Regions from separate parts of the Homo sapiens genome. Here all the other regions are linked to region 5. A link is a contact called in ENCODE Hi-C or POLR2A ChIA-PET data. All regions are on one chromosome and are shown on one strand. Each heading gives the region's core, a stretch centred on a gene start or an enhancer-like site at or near the end of the contact. The rest is flanking DNA. Distances are from core to core; before and after follow the strand shown.

Region 1 (4,313 bases), core at 1,019-3,518, 520 kb after region 5:
ATTCATGTTTGCTATTGTAGGAGGCTCAAAAGGATGAGAACCTAATTTCTCCCATCAACCCCTAAGTCTTTTAACTAGGGTGTGATCCCCACGTAGGACCATCAAGGACTTAAGTGGGGCTTGCCCAGGAGGGGAAAGCATGGCTAGGGCTTGGGCAGGGAGTGTGGGAGGTGGCAAGAGGGGAGGAAGTAGGATTGATGGTCTAAGGGTCAGAAACTCTGCCCTCCTCCCTTGCTTTCCTTCCTGGGCCAGGTGGTAAGACTTCTAAAAGGGCAACCCCTGTGTTTCTGGGTTGTGGATTAGGCTCCTGTGCTCCAGGAGCTCAGGGTGGGGAGTGGGCTGTGGCTACACTGAGTCCTGTGGGATGCACTTCTGGAATATGCCCCCTGTAGCAGAGCCCAGCCCGTGGCAGAGGGCTCCCGCTCCCCTGTGGCACCCTACAGTAGAGGGACCACGATGACCACCACCAAAGATGAAGGAAATGGACCACTTCTTATTTCCTTGGTATAATTTAAGTCCTAACAGTCTCATAGGACTGAACATAGAGCTAAAGGAAAGTACAATAATACTAATAATAAATGTCATCTGTGGAACTTTACCACATGCCTGGCACTGTGCTAAGTCCCTTTTGTAGATTATTTTAGTGAATCTCTCACACAGGTCCCATTATCATTCCCTTTTTTATAGATGATGATATTGAGATGATGATCCTGCCACTTAAAATACCATCAGTAAGAAATAAGTCAGATCCCTTGCTCAGGGTCTTATGGGTGGTAAGTAGCCAAGGTGGAATTTGAGGCTTGTCGTGCTGGCTGCCGGACTCCTTGCCCCAAACCGTCGTACCAGTGCCACCTCTTCCAAGGCCTGTCTGTCCAGAGATGCATCCCTTAGTGGTCATTAGTAGAGTTTTGTTTGGGGGAAAGAAGATTGAAGCAGAATGTTATTTGCAGCCTAGTATTGTGGGACAAATTCACATCTGATGCGAAATAAATACAACAGAGAGAATGCTATGGGAGTTTAGAGCCCAAACAGCTTACTTCTGATGGAGAAAATGTGTGTTTAGTGGGGCTGTGAATGCACAAGTGAACATGCCAAAGAGGAGGAGTTTTTTGGACAGGGTGACTGAAAATGAGGCATATACCTGGAGACAGTCGGTAGTTCCATTTGACTATGGCATGGGATAAGGAAATGGCAGGCAATGAAGTGGGAAGTGGAGGTTGCATCCAGATTATAAAGGGTTGAGGGATCAGACTATGCTGAAGTGTTTCATGCAAAAATATTTCATCTCACGGGCTGTGTGGGATTGGTAGTGGCTTTCTGGACTGTTCTGCATGAAGCATACAGAATCAATAAGAAAGAGAGTGGAGCAAGTAGCTATGTGCACCATAGGCTGAGACTTACCGATCTCACTTCTTGTCCTGGGGTTCAACAAAGGACTCTGAAAGAGGACAGTGAGGTTTGAACCTGATGGGGATGTATACATGCCCCACACTGTTACCAAATATGCAGTATTTCTGGGGTACAGAGAATGGTTCCTTTATTTTGTCAATTATTCCTTCTCTCTCTTCCCTTAACACCAATTTTATTGGGAATGCCTGGAAATGGTGAAAGCAAATATGTTTGGGGTTGGATGGGGAGCTCTGGTTGTGTGTGCCTCTGATCTGGAACTGCTGGGAGTCTGATACAAAGTGCAGAATGCTGTATGGAATTCTAGAACACCAAGTTCTAAGCTGGGCTCCGCCAATAACTGCTGGGGCACTTTAGGCCCACACCTGAGCCTCCCCAAAGTAGTCCTACAACACAAAGTTTTGGTGACAGCAAAGGAAGTAACTGTGATACATCCTTGAAAAAACCACAATAACTAAAATATGCCTTTCTTGTTTAATGCAATCAAAGAAAACATGCCATTGCTTATAGGATATTTTATCATTTTGTGTATCACTGAGATGGAAAAAATCCTGCCAGTTACAATACCCCATCCACTGTCAATCACATTCTATACAGCATTTTAGAATCAATTAAATGTAGTAGATTTTGACAAAAATCCTGCTTTCCCTAACTAGGCATGGTGACTCATGCCTGTAATTCTAGCACTTTGAGAGGCTGAGGCAGGAGGATTGCTTGAGGCCAGGAGTTCAAGACTAGATTGGGCAACAGTGAGATCTTGCCTCTTAAAAAAAAAATCCAGCTCATAGTTACTAACCCCTATTTACACAAGTTAAAATGTGTTTGCTAGGATTCCAGTTTAGGTTCCTGAAGCATGAATTTCCATATTCAAAACAACTCATATTGTGTAACACAAAAATCTGGTCTCCCGTTTTTTTACTTTGTAGCTCAAAGTTGGAGAGATACCATTCTTAAGGGGAGACTGTCCCAATTTACAATGACTATGAAAACATTAGTTTGACGGCTGGTTCAGATATAACTGTCTCTAAATCATATGGGCTGCCAAACAGCCCTGATTAAGCACTTGCTAGAAATATTCCAAGGTCAGGGAGCCCTGTGATTCTGTTGTGTGACACAGTAAAGCTGTGCTAGACAGTCCGGGGCTGGCAGTGGGAGAGTGTGGGGCCCAAGCTGATGTTCACAAGCCTGTAATCTGCCCCTGATCTTCATTTAATTATTTGTGCACTCCTTGAGAATAAGCTGTGTGAACACAGACTATCACCTAACCAAGCAGGCCCCCTTGGGGAATGTATATGAAATATTCCTGGGAGCCTCAGGTTAGTCTGCTTATTTGAGTTTACACAAACCTGGGGATCTTTTGGTGAAAGAGTTTTGAGAAACGGTAGAAGCATTTACAAGTCTTCCCTTTGCAAAAAGTCTTCTCTTTGCAAGTGACAGAAGCTCAACTTCAATTGGCAATAGGAGGATTATAAAAGGTCTAAGAGACACCTTGAAACCTGGGGACATGATGCTGCCAGGTCTACTTTTGTGTCCTTTGTCTCTGCCTCCCTCTGTGTTGACTTCACCTCCTCCTCTGCAGACTGGCTGCCTTCACCCAGCTGGGAATGCAGCTGTTGACGGCTCCCAGGACTGTATAGAACAACTTCACCACCAAGGAGGGCCTGAAATGCTTTCTCTAGCTCCAGTTTGAAAAGCCCTAGAAAGAAATCTGATTGGCCCACTTTGGATCATATGTGACCCCTAGACCACTCAACTGTAGCAAGAGACTAGAGTGCTATAATTTTAGACCCCAACCACAAATGGATGATTGGACAAAGAAAAAGGAACAACTTCCCCAAAGGGGTAGCCTGATATCCAAGAGGGAAGGAAAGTGCTGGCAGACAAATAATAGGTGCATTTCAATGATCACATTTATTCTTAGAAAAGCCCTTTCATTTCATGACGGGAAAAGGAAAATACCTTAGAGGTACGGCTGATGACAAAATAATTTTATCATAATAAGAGTCAGGCAATGTTACCTTATTAAGGTAACCATTAATAATGGGGTACCGGGGTCTCCACAAAAAACATGGCCTTCTTGGTGAGGGCTTCACGCCCTTTCCTGCAGAGGATATACTTTGAAAGGCAGTGTGTGTCCATACTACAGAAATTCCTGACATTCAAAGTGTTGTCATTGGAGAACTCAGTCAAGTTCTATCTGTTCAACTGCACGTGTGCTTTGTGGAAGAGTAAATGTGTATGGGCTAATATGCTCAGAAGGACTAGGTCTGATTCAACTACCCAAACATACAAATAGAATTTGAAAGTTTCTTAGGAAGCCCAGTCACATGTGTGTTCTTGACCAAAAACTTGGTCTCATCATCTCATAAGACACAGACTATGAAACTCATTGCCCTGATCAAAGATGCTGCAGAAGATGGCATTTATTATTCCCAGGGATGCTCAGGAGAGCTATTTTATTGTCTTGGCATCAGGAATGGCTATGTTGCTTCTCTGAACAACTGGCTTATTTTTACTTTACAAACTCTACATCTCATGACCTTTCATGTTTCTCTCTTTATAGTGACTGCTAGGAAGCTCAGAGCCAACTTTATGACCCACCTGTAGTCCAACCTTGAATTCCTAATGGCAGACATTTAGGGACTAAAACTACGTCTTTACTCCATCTTGCTTCCTTGATCTTATTTTCCCTTATTTTGAAACTTATATAAGAGTTATTTAATTTCATGATAACATTTGTATCTTAGCTAACATAAATCCTTTTTTTTTTAAGATTAAATTGTGGAAATAAGTAATTATTTAACCTTGGACTCAGAGGTTTTGAAGGTGCTTTCTGGCAGAAACCATCTTATCTTGGTAGAGTGAGTATTTATGGTGCCGCTCCTCCTGGAACCCAGGTGAAGTCT
Region 2 (4,663 bases), core at 2,101-4,600, 560 kb after region 5:
AGTCCGAGGTGCTCAGGTGGCATGCGGTTGTGGTGAGAAGGACTGGAAGTTGGGGAAGTATTCCTGGCGGCATGTGGACCAGGGGACAGAGCTTCCTGCTTCAAAATGGAGCCTAGAAATGGGGCAATAACAGCGGCAACAAGAACCACTGAAGGAAGAACAAAGAACAGTGCCTCCTTCAATGAGGGGCATCATGGAACCCATGACTCCTGCAGCTCATGAAGCTGCAATCAAACATATTTAGTGAACTGTTGTAGTTGAGTCAAAACTCCAGGGTCCATTCAGGTCCATAAGGTTGGATCAGCAGGATGCTAGGGGCAGAATGTGTCAAGAGCTATGTACTGGGAAGAGAGACAATCCTTGTGACACACACACCTGATGAAGCACTCATATCCAGGATACATACAGAACTCTTACAACACAAAAAGAAGAAGACAAATAGCCCAATTAGAAATAGGTGAAAGATTTGAGTGGACACATCACAGAATAAGACATGCAAGTGGCCAATAAGTCCAACTTCATCAGTTGCCAGGGAAAGGCAAATTCAAGCCACAGTAAAATAGCACCGTGCAGACACTAAGGTAGCTAATGTCTAAGGCTGTCGACCAACCGTGGGTGAGCAGTGGTGTGCCCAGGGTGGGGCAAGCAGGCTGAATAAGGGGGTGCGTTTTCTGTAGAGAATTTTCAAACAATAGTAAAACCGCAAAGACAATCTGCTTTTTATTATCACCATGCAACTGCAATTCTAAACAATGTCAGTGATAAGATATTCCTCCCCAGCTAGGGCAGACCTCTCCCACAGCCCCCTCCCTTGGCACCACACTTCTCTTGGCCAGGATGTGGAGCCACATCCCAGCGGGATATGTGTGTGTGTGTGTGTGTGTGTGAGATGTAGTACGGCCACCTCGGAGAATTACTTGGCAGTTTCTTTTAAAATTGTAGAAATTGCACTTTTACATATTTACCCAAGAGAAATGAAAACACATGAAATGCATGTTTATAGAAGCTTTATTTATAATAATCCCCACATGGAAACAATCTAAATGTTCATCAATAGGTGAATGGATAAACATCATGTGGTATATCCATACAATGAAATGCCACTCAGCAACTGAAAAAGAATAAAGCCCAATGCTCGCAACCAGTAATGAATCTTAGTAACATTATGCTGAGCAAAAGAAGCCAGACACAGAAGAAATCACACTGTTTGATTCCATTTACTTGAAGACCAAGAACAGGCAAATCTAATCTATAGTGACAGAAAGCAGAACAATGGTTGCCTAGGGCGGAGGGTGGGGCAAGTATTGCCTGGGAAGGTCTACAAGGGAACTTTTTTGGTATGCAGGTAATGTTCATTAGATTGATTGCCCTGGTGGCTAGATGGGTGAGCGTATTGGCCAAAACTCATCAAAACTGCGTACCTAAAATGTGCGCACTTTATTGTGTGTAAATTACACTTTAATGAGTTTGATATGAAACCAAAGTTTGAAACAAAGGAGAACTAGGGTTGGGACCAGGACAGATATTGATTAATTCAATAATATGTCCCAGGCTTTTTGTGGTTATTCCTGAGTGGAACCCCATCAACAACATTCCAGAGTTGTGCCTGTAGACCACACTTGCAGTGTTCAATCCGGAAGTGCATTTACATTAACCATTATGGGGAGCTCTGCATGTTTGAACCCACAGAAGTTTATATTTCTTCCCTCTAAAGTGTTTTTATGTGTCTTTCAAGTTCCAATATTTTTAACTGCTTCAGGAGTAGGTAAAAACTGCCGTTTGAATTACAATGATAGTGATGATAATAACAGCGAACGTTTATTGAACACATACTGGGGCCAGATACTGGGCTCTGTAATTTACCTGCATTGTTTTATGTTATCTTCACATAACGCTGACCCTATGAGGCATTGTCTCCGTTTTTTAGAAAAGGATGGCGGTTCAGAGAGGTGAAAGCTCTTGTCAAGAGCACACAGCTGGTCAGACCAGCACTGACGTTCAAGTATGTTGGATTAGGTTGCTGTGTTCTTGTCACTGCACTCCAGGGCTTCCTACCGTGGGCCAGGCCGACCCCTCCTTCTGCCGTGGGAGGGCACAAGGCATGCCTGCTGCGGCGGAGCACACATCGTTGCTCTGCTGCCAGCGTCTTCAGGGCAGCTTCCCCGTCCCGGAGGAGCCCTCTGTAGCTCAGGCTTCCCTGCAGTCACCGCGGTGCCTGGCAGATAGACTTACACTGTGTGACGAGTTCTTGTTAGCATCATTCATGGACTGCAACCAACTGCAAAGTTGAATTGCCTTGTCCTCATGGGCTTTCCGGGTGGGGGGAAAATTCCTCCCTGACCTTCTACTCCTGCCCCGAGCTGTACGTTCTCCCTCTCTTCCCTCCCCTAGGATTCTGTGAAGTTTATTCTTTTGAACTGTGACCGTGACTGTGTATATCTCTGGGTGTCTTCTAACAGGAACCTGTGTTCCTTCCACCGCTGAGCTGGCTAAAAAGAGGTTACGCAGGGCCCAGGGGAGTCCTGGAGGAATTTGTTCAAGTCTGCTGGGGTCTGCATCCTGACACTCAAGTGCATAAGTGCGGCCGAGCCTGTTTGACAATCAAACCCAGGCATGAACAAGAGGGGGGAGGCGCTGGGGGGCGGTAGGGACCCCAGGCTGAGCCAGCAGCTTGTGTGAGGAGGCCTGTCTGGAAGCCTGGTAGGGGACATGACAGGGAAGAGGGGCCCCAGCTGGGGAGGAGATACATTCGGAGAAGAGAGGAGAAGATAATGGAATCCAATAGAGCTCCTGAAAACGTGTCATCTTGCACCGCCGAAACCCTTTGAATACACTAAATCCTTAATCAGAGTAGCCTAAAACTGCGATGACTACATGGAGACATGTTAGTCCAGATAAATCCTTGCAGGTTTCAAAGATCTGAAGGGCCCGGGCACTTCCCTGTGCAGCGGCTGCCCTCTGCCCTCTCCTCCATGATGTCATTATTGAAGTTGCGCTCTCACCGCGCATGGTGTGAGTTGACACTGACAGTTGTAGCACTCTCGCGCCGACTCTGGAGGATTATTAGCTTTGAAGCTATTTGGCCTTGAGCGTTGAATTCCTTTTTGAGCTCACACTGGCTTATAATATCTGAGAAGGCTTGCTCCACTCTGGCCCCAGCTTGAATTAGGAGAAGAGGCCGCTTTCCAACTTGGAACTGATCCCAGCAGGAACAGAACAGGGAATATTATCCATTTCTGATGGGCAACAAAGTTAGTGTTCTCGAATCCCCCAGAGGCCTTCACACCGAGTTTCCATTTGAACATCAGAGTTGGAGCCGCGGCCTGGGCTACGTTTGCCGGTAATCGCGGCGCAGTCTTGCAGCTCGCAGCTGGACCCAGAGGGGGACTCGAGGAGTACACACTCCTCTGGCCTCTAATCTGTTTGTTATTAGGCTGTTGGAAACCCCTCAGTGGGGCTGGAAGCTGATGTCAGAAGAGTATAATTCAAGTGAATGTTTGGAAAAAATAGCAGGGGGAAAAAAAAAGCGCCCTTCTGTGATAATTTGCATGTGGTGAATGTAAGTGTCTGGGGGGATTAATTAGCTGAACAAAGCTGAGGAAGGGACTGCCAGTGAATGGGCAAACAGTGACCCGAAGAGCTTCTGACCTGCCCTTAATTTCTTCCCAGGGTTTAAGCTAAGGTCTTGCAAAGCTTATTCCGGGGAAAAGGGACCCCTCCCCAATCCCTAGTGCCTCTCCCCATCCCCAGGCTTAGCCCATGACGGCTTTTCCGAAAAGAGAAAAAGTGTGCTCATTACTCTCCACAAACTGTGCCAATGTGCATAAAAGCAGCTTGGTGAATGTGACATGGTGGCCTCAGTTTCGTTAGGGACCAGCAGCTGGGGTACATGATGGTCTATGGAGGAATTACGCACAGCTCTCTGGTGAAAGAAAGGAAGAACTCCCAAGTTTTGGGGTTGCTAATTTAGAAAGAAGAGAAGTTTTCTTGAGATTATCACTTATTTATCTACATGTTCTTGTTTGTCTCACAGTTATCACTTATTTATCTGTCTGTGTGAAGGTCAATCTTCCACAATACTATTTATGTCCATAATTTATAGACTGGCTTTCTCTTGATGCAACTGGTTTTTGGATGTACCAGCCTTGGACCTTAAAAATAAAACAAACTGGATGCCTTCAGATTAGAGCTGGCCCCCGTTTTTTCAGTTGGCTAGAAAAAAACTCAGCACCACTGCCAAACATCAAAGCTGAAGAAGTAAATGTGTCCAGGAAAAGATGCTAACAGAGGTAAAAGTACAGCCTTCCTGAAAACGGGGAACCCAGACCACAGCTGGAGGGGATGGGTTAAGTTACAGGACACAGACATACCTAACAAACCCAAGCACATCCCTCTTTGCAGTGGTTCAGTTGAATAAACCCCTTACATGTTATTTCCGTGATGCTCAGGCAAGTAAACAATGCATTTCCGGGCCGGGTGTGGTGGCCCACGCCTGTAATCCCAGCACTTTGGGAGGCCGATACAGGTGGATCACTTGAGGTCAGGAGTTCGAGACCAGCCTGGCCAACATGGTGAAACCTCGTCTCTACTAAAAATACAAAAATTAGCCAGGCGTGGTGACCGGCGCTTGTAATCCCAGCTCCTCAGGAGGCTGAGGCAGGAG
Region 3 (4,478 bases), core at 812-3,311, 680 kb after region 5:
ATTCTAGGCAGCTACTAACAACATTCTCACTGCCCTTCAAGGCAGCACAGCCGGCTGTGGCATCCCCCAACCTCCAGTCATCTGTTCATCTCCTTCATAATTTTTACTGTATCCATCCTCCCTATCATCTCAATATATTTACTTACTTGATTTATAGCGATTCCCTTTTTTTAAGCCAAAGAATAGCCTTTTTCTAAGAATAATATCCATGGTTTAATGTGGTAACAATAAGATTTTGAATACGTTTTTAAAGTACATAATTATATAATTTTTAAATAAAGTTGTCCAGGATCCATTCAAGGTTAACTTAGCATGTTTTCAACACTTTCTATGATGCTGGCATGGCAGGAAGACCGGAGATGTGAGGCTCAAAGAGACTTAGTTGGAACCCCGCTCAATCTTGTACCAATTCCGTGGCCTTGAGCAAATTATGTAATCTTTTTGAGTCTCAAGTCCCAATTATGGGAATAATAAGCCTTTCTTTGCTATACTGTCTTGAGGGTGAAAGTTAACTTAATGCAATAGTCTGCACAAAGCTCCCGGCATAGTCTTTGGTACAAGGTAGATATTCAATAAATGGCCACCATTGCAATTGTTTGTATGCTAATACACTGTGTTGCTGGTATCACAGTCCCCAGCGCTGTATGAAAGTCCCTTTCTTTCCTGAAACCCAAGCTGGATCCCATCTGTCCAAATGCCTGGGACTCCCAGATTATAGGATTGAGGGTCCTCAAAGATGATGTTCTTTAGGGACAAATATTTACCCAAAGTAGGTCCTTAAAGAATTCTGTCATTGCTGTCCTCTCAGAGGAGCCTGGCAGCACTGTCACAGGAGCATGGCTTTGGTAATAAGACTCTGTCATCATTAGGGAGCCATTTTATTTTTGTGACACTGTCATCCCCAGGTCCCAGCACACCTGATTACATAAGTGGCTTTTCTTTCCTGCCTCGTCTCTGTTATTACTTCTAATGTTTTTCTGCTTCTGAAGGATGGGAAGAATGAAGCCTATCTATGAACAAGGCCTCTAAGTTGGGGACTGGAGTAGAAAATACAAAACAACCTTTCCCTGTCTCTGTGACCAGCTGGACTGCCAGTGAGTCCCTGTTTTTATTTCTCCAAGCCCAGCTGAACATACCTATTTTATCGGTTGACTTTGTCAATGCAAAGCAGCAAGTGACACTGAAACACCTGTGTTTTGAGGCCCTGGTCATCTAAATTTGCCTGTGAAAAGTAGATGACACAGTAGCACAACACTGAATCCTCCCCCATGTTTTAGCCTGAAAGATGCCTTTGCTTATTTACTTAAAGAAAGGAGGGAAAGGAGTGGCAAACTGCCTGTGTCCTGAAAGACTTTAGGAGTTATTCCTGGTGCTCTCTTTCCGTGAACTCGGAGGTTTGGGGATAGGAGAAATGAGAAGGAAAGATGTGTCTCCAGAGTAAATGGTGAGATCTGCTCTCTCTGCTCCTGCCCACTCCCATATTGTATTCTCACTGAGGTCCTAACCAGCTGTTCTTAGAATGGGGGCTGGGGAGGGTGAGAAGTCTGCGGCCTCACTGATGCTGCTGGGGACAGATGTAGGTCCAAGGGTGATCATTTCTGCCAGGCAGAGGGGAGGGAAATTTCTGATAAAAACAATATAACTCAAAGAGAAAGGGAAGAACCAAAATCATGCCTGGAATGTAGGGAATTCACAGGGATGGGAGAGAAGATGAATAAAATGTCTGAAAAAGACACGGGAGGACAGGCAAGCAGCACATCTCCACCTCTGATTCTGCTCAACAGAACCCATCTCTTCCCATCAGACAATGGCAAATACCTGGGCAATCGTCAGCCACCTCATTCTCTGACCGGCTGTGAACCTAGACCCTCACAGTGTGTGTGTACATGTGTATGCAAAGCAATTAAAAAGGAAGACTGAAGACGAAACAAATCAATGTTTTTACAGATTCATAATAAGTTCCTTTCCATATATTTATTTATTTTCTCTTTCGCCACTAAAGATGCAACAGCAAACTTGCAGGGAGCAGTTGTTGCCAGAGGGTGAATCATGGCTCTATTGATTTGATTATGTAAAAGCTCAGAGGAACCTAAAGCCAGATACAGAAATATCTCATAGCCCTGAACCCTATGGGACACACACTAGTAAAAAAGCAATCTTTATATTGTTCCTGATAAAAGCATCATTAGTTTCCTCACAGTGAAACCATTTCTCTGCTGATACAGTATATGGTTTTCTTTTTCTCCAGAATCCACTCAGACATAATTAACACTCAGTTACTAGACTTGAGGTTCCCTGGGGTGACCTGCTCAAGTTGGGGAGGGGGGTGAGGGGCTAGAGATGGAAAGAAAGAAAGACTGAGAGAGAGGTGGGAAGGGAGGGAGGGGGCAGGGAGGAGAGAAGAGATAGGAGAAGGAGGGAGGCAGAGGCGGGTGGGGTGGGGGTACAGTATCGAGAATCTATCCTTCCTTGGCCTTCCTGAACACCGCCCCGTTGCCTGCACTGCGCGGGAGAAGAGAGCCAGCGCGGTGGCGCCCTCTGCTGGGCCTGCTTACCCTCCTCGCCACGCAATCTGGACCAAGCCCCAAGCCATGCAATTCCGGGGACGACTCTCTCCACCCCTCGTTCTTTGCTTCCTTAGGAATAGCACTCCAGCCATCGCCTTCCGGTGAGAGAAGTCTGGACTGACCTCTCTGCAGACAGACAAATGCCCACAGACGTGCTCACAGTTTGTGCTAAAACTGCAGCAGCAGCAGCAGCAACAGATAGCAATTATGCTGTGCCTCCTTGTCCCTGTCAGTGTAGGCAGTGGCTCCCTGAAAAGCCCTTGAATAAACAGTGTTGCTGGGGTCAGCAGGGCTGGCCTTGGATGGGATCTTAAGATTTAAAGGTTTGGAAAAATGGAACCTGGAAGGTCCTTCCATATCTCTATTTGACAGCTGGATGGCTAATGTCTATGAGCCCCAGGGACAGGTCCTGGCTGCCCACAGGAATGGGCTCTGGCTCAGAGAGCCTGCATACCAGGGGACTCTGTGTTCGTCTCCAACTGGGCCTCAGCTTCACTAAAGATAAGAGAAGAATGCCAAATGTATTGCTCATCCTATGGACTTCTAAGCAAATAATGGCCCTTTCAGGAAAAATAAAAATTGTTGATTTTAGAATTCCTGGATGTGAATTTGAATTCACTAAGACAGAAACCAAGTCACTTTACAAGGAGGCTATTCTTGCACCTTTCATGTATATTAACAAGCCCATGGATGTATATACAAACACATACATGCACACACACACACACGCACATGCATATGGTGGGTATTAAAACATAAATGCATGAACACTTTCACACACAGGGACACCCAACCAGAACCACATGTACACAGACCTCCAAACACATATATACAGATGTCTTCATGTAATCCCATATGGACTGCATCTTCCAGCCACAGACTCACCCTCCCCGCCTTCCTCCCTCTGCTCCCAAGTTGTGTGAAACTTGGGAAATTTCCTCTGGGAGTCATTCTGTTGCTCTATTGTTCCATCCTGAAGGCCCTTCCAGGGACCACTTCCCAGACAGCAAAGTCTCTGTGCTCCCACTGGCACCAGATCTCTGTACGTTCATTAGTTTAGGCAGATCACCGGGGATTTCAGTAAAGATTTCTGGAAAAATTTAAAGAGCAAAGCTCTGAGGTCAGGCAGGCTTAGTAGCTAACAGCATGGATTCTGAGCCAGATTGTCTGCATGCACCCTAGTGCTGTCATGCACTAGTGGTGTGCCTTGGTTGCCTCATCTATAAAATGGAAATAACAGTACCTGCCTAATGGGGTTGTGATGGTCATAAAATGGGTTAGTATTCAGAATCTGCTGGAACAGTATCTGACATATAATAATCACTACATAAATCTCTCTCAAATAAAAGTACATAACCCAGGCTGGTTGTGCTATTTCCTGAGTAATCCTGGGGTCCTCTTCCCCTATCTCTCATTAGGTAAAAGGAAGAAGAGAACACAAAGAAATGATGACCAGGGCCATGCACAGTGGCTCCCACCTGGAATCCCAGCACTCTGGGAGGCCGAGATGGTGGATCACTTGAGCCCAGGTGTTGGAAACCAGCCTGGGCAACATGGCGAAACCCCATCTCTAAAAAAAATACAGAAATCAGACGGGTGTGGTGGTGCATACCTGTAGTCACAGCTATGAGGGAGACTGAGGTAAGAGGATCACCTGAGCCCAGGAGGTCAAGGCTGCAGTGAGCTGGGATTGCACCACTGCACTCCAGCCTGGGTGACAGAGTGAGACCCTGTCTCAAAAAAAAAAAAAAAAAAAAAAAAAGGGAAGAGAAAGGAAAAGACATGATGACCAGACACATCCTTCATACTTTTTCAGTCTTAGGGACCCTTTCCTGTACCTCATTGATTAGCTTTATTATATGTTATAATAGCATCATGACCTGCAGTCAGTTTGAAAATCTGCAATGCCTC
Region 4 (4,082 bases), core at 101-2,600, 1.0 Mb after region 5:
AAATTAAATTACTTCATAAGAAATGTTGGATATATTTTGGAATTAATATTGAGATATTTCAGGTATCTCTTTTGATGTTTACAACTAAAGTGATTTATTATTTTATTTTTTTTCTAAAATTACTTATTTTCAAACAATAAAAGCAACAAATTGAGACTTGCTTAAAGAGGTAACAGCCTAGTGTCTTATTGTCCTCTGCTGATAGGAAAGTATTTTCTTTTAATACTGTACTTTGCCATAAAACACATTTTTCCTTGGTAAAAACACTTTTCTGGATTATTTTAATAGGCTAGTTCTAGGCTTTAAAGAAAAAAACAATATTTTGTAAAGTATACTGTTACATGATAGAAGAAAAATGAAGAAACATCTATTTGCATCTCCTTTAAATTATTCACAATACTTTGAGGCTTTCATTCTCTCCAGTTAGTGCAATTTATTTTTCTATATGTCTCAGTAGCAAACAATGTTATTTAGACTCTAACCTGGCATGCTACCACCTCTGGCCCGCCCTTGAGCCCCTCCATTGCAAAGGTCTCCAGGTGCAGTTTGGGTAGCTGTAGGGTGAAGTCATTCCTACTTGCCGCAGACCATGACAGCGAGATCTGATCTCTGACCTAAAGGGAAAAAAACAGCATCAATGGTAATTCCCCTTCAGACACATTAACTGGGATGAACTGGGTCCCCTTGAGCCCACTGAGTGGACTTGCATTGATCGCTGGACCTGAAATCCATGAATAAATTTAGGACTAATTGATTTTTCGTTGCAAATAAATCTCTAATTCAGAGTGCTGGGGGAGAATGTTAAGAAGAAAAAGCATCCTCCTGCTTGAAATGAGGGAGGGGAAGAAGAGTCACTAGAGCTCTTCTGATCAAGAGGTTTTGAATTATTTTTTCACAGTTCCACCCTAAAAAGGAAGAAAAGAAAAAACATTCACAAAATCAAAAACAACAGCCATCTCCTAATCATTATCACCTGCTTAGTAACATGTGGTGTTTAACTGATATGAACTGATACATATTGGACAAGATAGTTATTAGGTACTAGTCTTTGAAAAGAAAACTTCAATAACATGTACTCTAGAATCAAAACAAATATACTCAACACAAAAGGAGACTTAAAAATATACAAGAAAGAGGTTTGTTTGCCCTTTTCACTCTTCTAGAATTGCAGGATTTTATTAAACTTGAGTCTTAATGATTAAATACATATAAACCAACACAGTCACACAATTTCTAAACAATACAACAGATAAAATCAGTAGTATTTGTACTCTATTTTAAGTATTCAGAAAGCAACAATACAAACACATCACCGATATGGGAAAAACACCAATTCTCTAGTCAGTATGGAATCACATGCAGTTGATATCACACTGCCACCTTCTGGACAAATGAGAAAATATTCCTTATATAATATAAATGGAAACATTCAAAAACAGATATTTTGGTTTTTAATTTCCAAACTTAGTAAAAGCCTTAAGAATTCCATAGTTTCGTTTGCATTTAAGAACAAAAAGCTCTCATTTTAATCATATAGTTTAATAATAGGAGTTTTCAATACATAGGCATATTTTCTAACTTTCCTTATGCTTGGAATAGGTTTTAAAATTTTATCTATTTGTTACCATATACTTAATAAATATTATACAATTAGCTCAATGCCACAGAACAAAAAGTTTTTTATCAGGTAGCGAAGGTCAAAAACAAGGTTAACTATAAAAATTGCATTAACTGCTCAAATAAATATATTTCTATCTCTAGTTTTATCCAAGCAACTTCAAATATAACTTGGCAAAAATACAAGATAGAAAATTTCTCCTCCATTTTTCTAGCCTACTTGGGAAGCTTGTAAAACTGTTTGAATTATTTTTATTGTATTAATTAGTTCCTTAGGATATACACACATTTCACAAAACAAACTCTATTGAGTTTCTTTAAGCCAGCAAACACACACAAACATATAACGGCATCTTTAACTGTTCACGCTAATCTATGGGCATAAAAATCCTTATATGTCCCAAGCTGATCTGAAGACTTTCTGTCAATAAGAGAATGTCAAAGTGTATGCTGTAAAACATACACTATGATGTAATTTTTATAATGATGTGAGTACCACATGCATGCTGGAGTCTCAATTCACAATGTATATTTATCTGCAACAAACACTCTCCAGAGTCTTCACTCAGGATAAGAATGCTGTTAAACTTACTTAGCATAACAAAACAAATCGTATTTTACAACTACATTTGTTTTAGGTTTTATATTTTACATGTATGAATACCTTCTCTTGCTTTTTTTTGTCACCAATGTGCACTCAGATAAAAGAAAACATTAATGTGGATTAAGGTTCTGAGAATTTATCAACATCAAACCACTAGTGTTTTGCCTTCTACCCTTCTGAACCACAGTCAATAGATCTAAATATTTTACTGCACCCTGGCCAATTCATTGTTTGATGTTTAAAAACTCACCCAGAATCAAAGAAAATTTATTAAATTTGAGCCCCCAAATGAGATACTATTAGCTTTGAAAGTCAAGTTTAACTGCGATATTGATGATTCTCTTTTTTCTGTGACAAAATTCACTAGGGAAATCCTGGATGTCAAAGTACAAAAGCAGATTGCTAATACGGGCAAAGAGAGGGGAAAAAAACCATAAGCAATGTAAGTATAATCCACAACACAGTTCGAGCACTGGAGGTCCTTTAACCTGATTAGCATCAGGCACCATACTTCATCCACGAAGCTTGACATACAGTGAACAGTAAGCCACATTTTATATTCTCTAAATAAACTTTATGAACATTGTTAAGCTGTGGCATCTTGCTTTTGAAACTGATTTATTGTCATTTCAATATTTTTGGTATAACATTACTTAATTTGCCAAATTAAATAATTCTTTATATTGAATAAAAAAAACTTGCAAAATGCAGCTATTTTTGCTACACCTAATGATGAACATCATAATCATTTGAATAATATGCATGCTTTAATACTTCCATTTAATTACAAATTATCTGTTGAATCAACTTGACAGTGCCATCAAGAGTGAGAGACCCATGATATATAATAGATGCAATATCACAAATACTTCTACTAAAATTTTAAGAGTTTTTTCCACTTTTAAATTAAACGAGAACTTTGAGAGTAAGTATCTAAAATGTTCTCAAATATTTCTAGGAAAAGTTTTTAGAAAAGTCTTGTAAAAGAATTATCCATAATTTTATTTTAATGAGTAAAGGGAGTGAAAGCATCATGTTGAAAGAATCCAAAACAGTGACACTAAGACAAGCAAAAATAAAATCATGCAGCAAAGGAGAAGAAAAGAAAGATGACAAGAAACGGAAGAAATAAAGGGTAGAAGGAAGAGACTTCAGAAAGAATGCAGAAGGCAAGTCTGAATTTCAAGGTGTCAACAGGGAGATTCAACACAGAACAGTAAGAAAGGACTCTTACCTTGTTGCATTAAGTTCGTTCATGAAAAGAAATAGAACAGGCAGGCTGAGAACAAAGTAACTAACATATTAAAAGAGAGATAATTTGGAATTTCTTTAGGAAGTACAGCTTATTGGATACAAAATTATTTTCAAGAATGAGGATCTAAAGCAAATTAGTTACTGTCAAAAAAAGTTTTGAAGTAATATTAGAATAGTCAAATTATTTTTTTCCTAAAAGGAAAAGTTTATCTTTTAAAGTACTGAGTTTAGTGTGAATTAGGAATAAAATTCACCAGCAGTCACCTGTCTGTAGATTAAATTATAATTTCAAAAGCCAATCTTTAATTATGTTTATAATACATTATTATTCATCCTATAATCAAGATTCTATGCCTTTTTATTCTCATTTATCAATATGACTAATACATGTATACAATGTTTTTCTTCTTCAAAACGCCTAACAGCTCATTTTTAACATATAGAATTTCCCAATATAAATCTGTTATCAAATGTTATACATTCTATAACGTTCTTTAAAATCATGCAATATCATATTTTAGAATAATTTTTAAAACCTATATTACTTCTACTCTAAAATTTTGATTTTTAGAAAGAACAGTTTACTTTCTCCCTTTCTTATTACATG
Region 5 (4,425 bases), core at 478-2,977:
ACCGGACTCTGCAAAGAAAATAAAACCATGTAATTCCAAGGCTACATATTTTCAAAGGAATTTAATTCTGTCCTCTGAATGCAATTAAGTAGTCTCTCTCTCTCTCTCTCTCCGTTTGAGGAAGAGAGAAGGGAAGAAGGGATGATTCTCACTTTTCACTAGGAACCGGTAACCATACCTGCTGTTCTGCCAAGTCTTCGCCGATTCTCTGATTTCTTAGTGCTCAGGGAGTATGCTTGAAACCTATGCCTTCCTCCCATGTTAGATAACCAGAAAGTTTGCTGTAGTTATGATAAATCTGCATAACTCGGAGATGTTTTTGGCACAAAGTGTACGTTAGTTAGATGATGATGATTAAGCTCCCCCCCCACCCCCGCCCCATTCTTGCGGCCGGGGAGTGTGTTTTGCCTGTATTTAAGAAATATCGTTCAGCTGCAGGCGTGTGCGCGCTTAGGCTGTAGTCGGCGTTTCTGAGTCTCCAGGGCAGGGTGACTTGGGTCGGCTGAGTGTCACCCACAGATGTGACTGTTCTTTCCCCCGCGGGCGCGACAGCCTCCTTCCTCTCCAGCCCGAGGCCCGCGGCCCAGACCACGGGAAAGGGAAGGAAGCCCTCGCCGCAAGCCGGCGTCTGGGCCGGCACAAAACGCTCCGCCACCAGAAAAACTTTTTTCCCCCAGCTGCGCGCAACTTTTGGCCTTTTCTCCCAGCACGTTCGCGTCCCAGGTTTCTGTCCGCTGGGTTTTCCTCCGCCTCACTCGCCTTCTCCCCAGCGGCGCGCGGAGGAGCTGGGCTGAGAGGGTCGCGGGGAGCCGGGTCGGCCGCGGCTGGGACGCTGGGGAAGGGGCAGGGGAGGAGGGGGCGTGCGGGGCTGGGGAGGAGGAACTGGTCAAAGGGGACAGAGACGCCCGAGTGCCCGAAAAGGAAAGAGCTGCCGCGGTTTGCTGCAGTCGGAATAAAGTTCGCGCCCTTTCCTCGGCGTTTCGCAGCCTCCTCTCCTTGCTCCGCTCCCCACCCCCGCCCCGCAATTTTTTTTTGTGTGTGTGTGACAGCTGGGCGCTAGCGGCCACCTCTACCTCCACGCCCGCAGCTCCCCGGGGGGGGGGGGGGGCGCCAGGGTTGTTTTTCCATCCCCACAAAGTTGTTTTTTCCATCCCCAGAAAGAGAGAGCAAGAACAACCCAAACAACAAACAAGCCCCCAAAGAAGTCACGGGGCGGTGGGGGGAGGGAGAAACATACATCCTCCTTCCCCAAGCCCCTGGACCTCTGAGGACAAACAACACAACGACCGACTTTTATTTTGCAAAAGGGAAGCAACATTGTAGTCACGACAATTCTGCAGAGAGAGGAAAAACTTGTGGGGCTTGCACGGCCGCCGAGGTCACCTCGCCCGCCGGTCCCCCGCCTCCCGCGAGCAGGGCAGCCCCCTCCCGGGACAAGCCGTTCCCTTTTTTTTTTTTTTTGTCCCGAGGAGGAGCCGGGGAACCGTGCCGGCTGGGACTCGGGGCGCGAGCGCGACCCCGGCGCGAGTGTAAATCAGTCACCTGAGCGCAGAGGGGCCGCGGCGAGGGCGCGCGCGGGCGGGCGGGGAGGCGGAGGCGGCGAGAGCGGAGGCCCGGAGGAACTCGGAGGGGGAGGGAGAGAAAGGCCGAGACGGAGGGAGCCAGCGGCGGCCGAGGGGCTGGTCCAGGCGCGGCCGCTAAGAGGAGACCAAGAGGCGGGGGCTGCACTTGACAACCAGCATGCCGAGATGGTAAGAAGTTTCCACCCTCCTTCCTCTTTTATTCTAGACTTCCTCAGAAATGACCCCCGCGCCCGAGCGCCACCGGGGCCGCCCGGGGGCCGTGTCCGCCCTCCGGCCCGCGGCGTGAGGGGCAAGGGGCGCTGAGGAGGGCGGGCCGGGGACCAGAACCCCGGTCCGACCTGATCCCCGCTGCGCTCCCAGTGGCCTCCCCTAAACTTGGCCCCAAGTTTCTGAGGCGAGCTCTAGGTGGGAGGGTGCACGTGAGAGGGGGCTTCTCAAGGTCGGCCCCGCTCGCGGCTTCCGCGCGAAGGTGAGCGGCTGGCTAGGGGAGGCTCCAGGGCGTTGGGGACGGGCTGGGGGGACGAGGTGGAGGGGAGTGGGGGATGAATGGAGCGCTGGCAGGAGCTCGGGGAAGAGAGGAAGGCGGCTGGGACCTACGGGAACTTTTACAACTTGCCGCCGAGTGAGGGACCGGCGGCTGGGCGTGGGTGCCGGGTGCGCTGGGGCGCAGCCGCCCGGGCCCGGCACGTTGACTCTTCCTCTCCCCTTGTCTTCACATTCGGAATCTTCCCGTGGTAAATGGAGATGGGAGGAAATGCTCCCGCAGGCTTTACGGAGAAGGTGCAGAACGCAGGGCAGGAAAATCAACCTTGCAGAGACGGCTCTTTTCGAAGTGCAATTCTATAGGAGCCGATTTGTTTTACTTGCACGTTGACTGGAGGGTGGGATTTGGGGCCTGGGGAGGGAGCAGAATAAAAAATTATATATGCTGAAAAACCCTAGGTGAAATCTCCTGTGAAGTGAGTTTAAGGTTGAAAAAAAGTTCCAAGTGCAAGTGGTGGAGGAGATGGGCTGGCTTTGCCAAGCGAGACTCCAGCACAGCCCCTCTACGAGAAGCGACTTCTTTGCAGCGAGGAAGCGTGCAATTAGTTCGCCTGGTGATGAGCCGCTCTGTCCGCTTTCGGGGAAGTGATTTGTTAGAAATGGGGCTTGACCACTCCCTTCTTTTTAGTTTGCTTCCTCCCAGCGTCGCTATTGTTACCCCCACTTGGGGATCTGACATGGTGTATTCCGTATATAGAGGGAACATATGAGAATACAGGTGAGATAGCGGGTTGGCATTTTTTCCTCTTCCCTGCTCCCTAATGTGACATCTCTTGTTTCAGTGATCAAAGTCACAACTGGAGTGTAGGAGATGGGACTGTCAAATGCAGGGGCGCGTACACACACACACACACACAAAAGCAAGAGCCCAGGACTGTGGTTACAGTAACGCTGACAGAAATTAAAGTGGTTTTGAAAGCAGCGTGCGATTTATGATGGTTCCCATTTACCCTAGAGTCAAGCTGTTGTAAAACTGACGTACAAAAGACATCATAAAATAATCCTGTGTACCCAGGATTAAAGTGGCAAAAAGTGGCCTGTTTTATTTTTATATACTTCGTGGACACTTGGAATTGTTGAAAGCCGTGTTTAAGTGAGACATCACAACAATATTAAATATATCTGTTTAGAGCTTGAGAGTTTTTCTTCTAACGGGCGTTTTACACAAGAACACTGTAAAAGCCGGTGGCAGGTATTATTTTTCTTCCCTTTACCCTAGCCTATGTTAACTATTTGTCTACACATGTATTCCTATATCCTAATGACTTTGAACTGTGGCTAAGCCTGTCTGCCTTCCACTGCTTTGTATTCTGCAATTTCACGTGTTACTGTCCACACGCATACATGCTTTAAATGGGAGGAATTTATTTCTGGCACGTTACTTAGTGTGTCTGATCTGAAGATGTACCCTAGTAGTGAGACCTTGTACAAGTTAACAGAACATTTACTTTTTGGACAAACACACACACACACACAATCCCTTGTGAGCCTTTAGAGAGTATCTGTGTTTTATATTTGTAGCCGTTTCATGTAAACTGTTCAGTCTTAATGAAGTTCTTAGTTCCCAGAGTGCGCTGTATTAAAAGTCCAGATTGCTAATCACTTTACCAAAGTACAGGAGTATCTTTACCTGAGGGAAGTAATAACGAGCTTGAACCTGAACTTTGTTTTGAGTATCTTTTGAGAAAGGTCTGAAACTTTTTTTCCTCTTGAGAATATTAAGTTGGGTGGTGTTTGCATGTAAGACTTTGAATAAGAATAAACTGTGCATTATATTTTACAATTAATATTAGGAAAATGTTAATAGCAGTACATTCCTACTACCTGATTTTTTCTTCTATTTGAGATGTAAGATATCTGTCAGATAGAGATATGTGATTACAAAAAGAAGCAGACAAAAGCAGAGCTGACTATTGCTATATTAAAATGTAAGTGTTACAGTTTGAATTTTCAAGTGAGAGTTCTTGAGTTCAGTGCTTTACATAACATTTTGTCCTAATCTTGCTTGCTGTCAGGGATGTTTCATGGTTGTGCAATTGCTGCAGTCAAGAATGCCAATTTGCATTCCAGGAGTGTCATTTGATTACTTTTATCTGCACAGCTCCAAGACCGGCCCAGACCTCTCGTTTCATCTTGCCATGTCACGAGTCAATGCTGTGTCGTCTTTTCAAAAATCTGCCTGATTTAGACAAGAAAGAAAAGTACTTTCATGTTGCAGCCGCAGTCCCCTGCTAACTTGTCAGCAGCAGGATATGATTCACTTGGGCCCAGAAGAATGGAACAGAGAGGCGGGTTAGGC

The links. Hi-C counts contacts between places; a loop is a spot of excess contacts on that map. ChIA-PET counts read pairs that join two places held with the same protein, here RNA polymerase II (POLR2A). Pooled maps may share reads with other maps.
Region 1: a loop to region 5 is called in a map of IMR-90, with 2.1 times the contacts of the local background. The contact joins the enhancer-like site here to the promoter of BNC2 in region 5. A Hi-C loop is called at or near these places in 1 of 168 maps with a recorded cell type or tissue (IMR-90) and 3 of 50 pooled maps.
Region 2: a loop to region 5 is called in a map of ascending aorta, with 2.3 times the contacts of the local background. The contact joins the enhancer-like site here to the promoter of BNC2 in region 5. A Hi-C loop is called at or near these places in 1 of 168 maps with a recorded cell type or tissue (ascending aorta). POLR2A ChIA-PET finds 5 or more read pairs at or near these places in 2 of 52 experiments (H1 and OCI-LY7).
Region 3: a loop to region 5 is called in a map of IMR-90, with 8 times the contacts of the local background. The contact joins the enhancer-like site here to the promoter of BNC2 in region 5. A Hi-C loop is called at or near these places in 13 of 168 maps with a recorded cell type or tissue (IMR-90, aorta, ascending aorta and 8 more) and 21 of 50 pooled maps.
Region 4: a map of IMR-90 shows a loop between it and region 5 (4-fold over the local background). The contact joins the enhancer-like site here to the promoter of BNC2 in region 5. A Hi-C loop is called at or near these places in 2 of 168 maps with a recorded cell type or tissue (IMR-90 and chondrocyte) and 10 of 50 pooled maps. POLR2A ChIA-PET finds 5 or more read pairs at or near these places in 2 of 52 experiments (A549 and BJ).

The regions. Positions count from the first base shown.
Region 1 is chr9:16,351,151-16,355,463 of GRCh38, reverse strand. No RefSeq gene overlaps it. Among named protein-coding and RNA genes, the nearest start is that of LINC03041, 77 kb to the right of the region's middle. Within about 2 kb of position 2,268, at least 2 of the 41 ENCODE cell types and tissues checked have a DNase peak (open chromatin) inside an H3K27ac peak, as active enhancers do.
Region 2 is chr9:16,308,463-16,313,125 of GRCh38, reverse strand. No RefSeq gene overlaps it. Among named protein-coding and RNA genes, the nearest start is that of LINC03041, 34 kb to the right of the region's middle. Within about 2 kb of position 3,350, at least 7 of the 41 ENCODE cell types and tissues checked have a DNase peak (open chromatin) inside an H3K27ac peak, as active enhancers do.
Region 3 is chr9:16,190,419-16,194,896 of GRCh38, reverse strand. No RefSeq gene overlaps it. Among named protein-coding and RNA genes, the nearest start is that of LINC03041, 84 kb to the left of the region's middle. Within about 2 kb of position 2,061, at least 6 of the 41 ENCODE cell types and tissues checked have a DNase peak (open chromatin) inside an H3K27ac peak, as active enhancers do; they include IMR-90 and ovary, where a contact is called at or near this core.
Region 4 is chr9:15,871,064-15,875,145 of GRCh38, reverse strand. It overlaps CCDC171 (coiled-coil domain containing 171), which reads right to left. Exons shown (of 26, transcript NM_173550.4): 24 at 483-614. Among named protein-coding and RNA genes, the nearest start is that of CCDC171, 320 kb to the right of the region's middle. Within about 2 kb of position 1,350, at least 2 of the 41 ENCODE cell types and tissues checked have a DNase peak (open chromatin) inside an H3K27ac peak, as active enhancers do.
Region 5 is chr9:16,867,972-16,872,396 of GRCh38, reverse strand. BNC2 (basonuclin zinc finger protein 2) reads left to right here and starts at 1,727. Exons shown (of 7, transcript NM_017637.6): 1 at 1,727-1,751. The coding sequence starts at 1,749. RefSeq lists an enhancer at 3,764-4,425.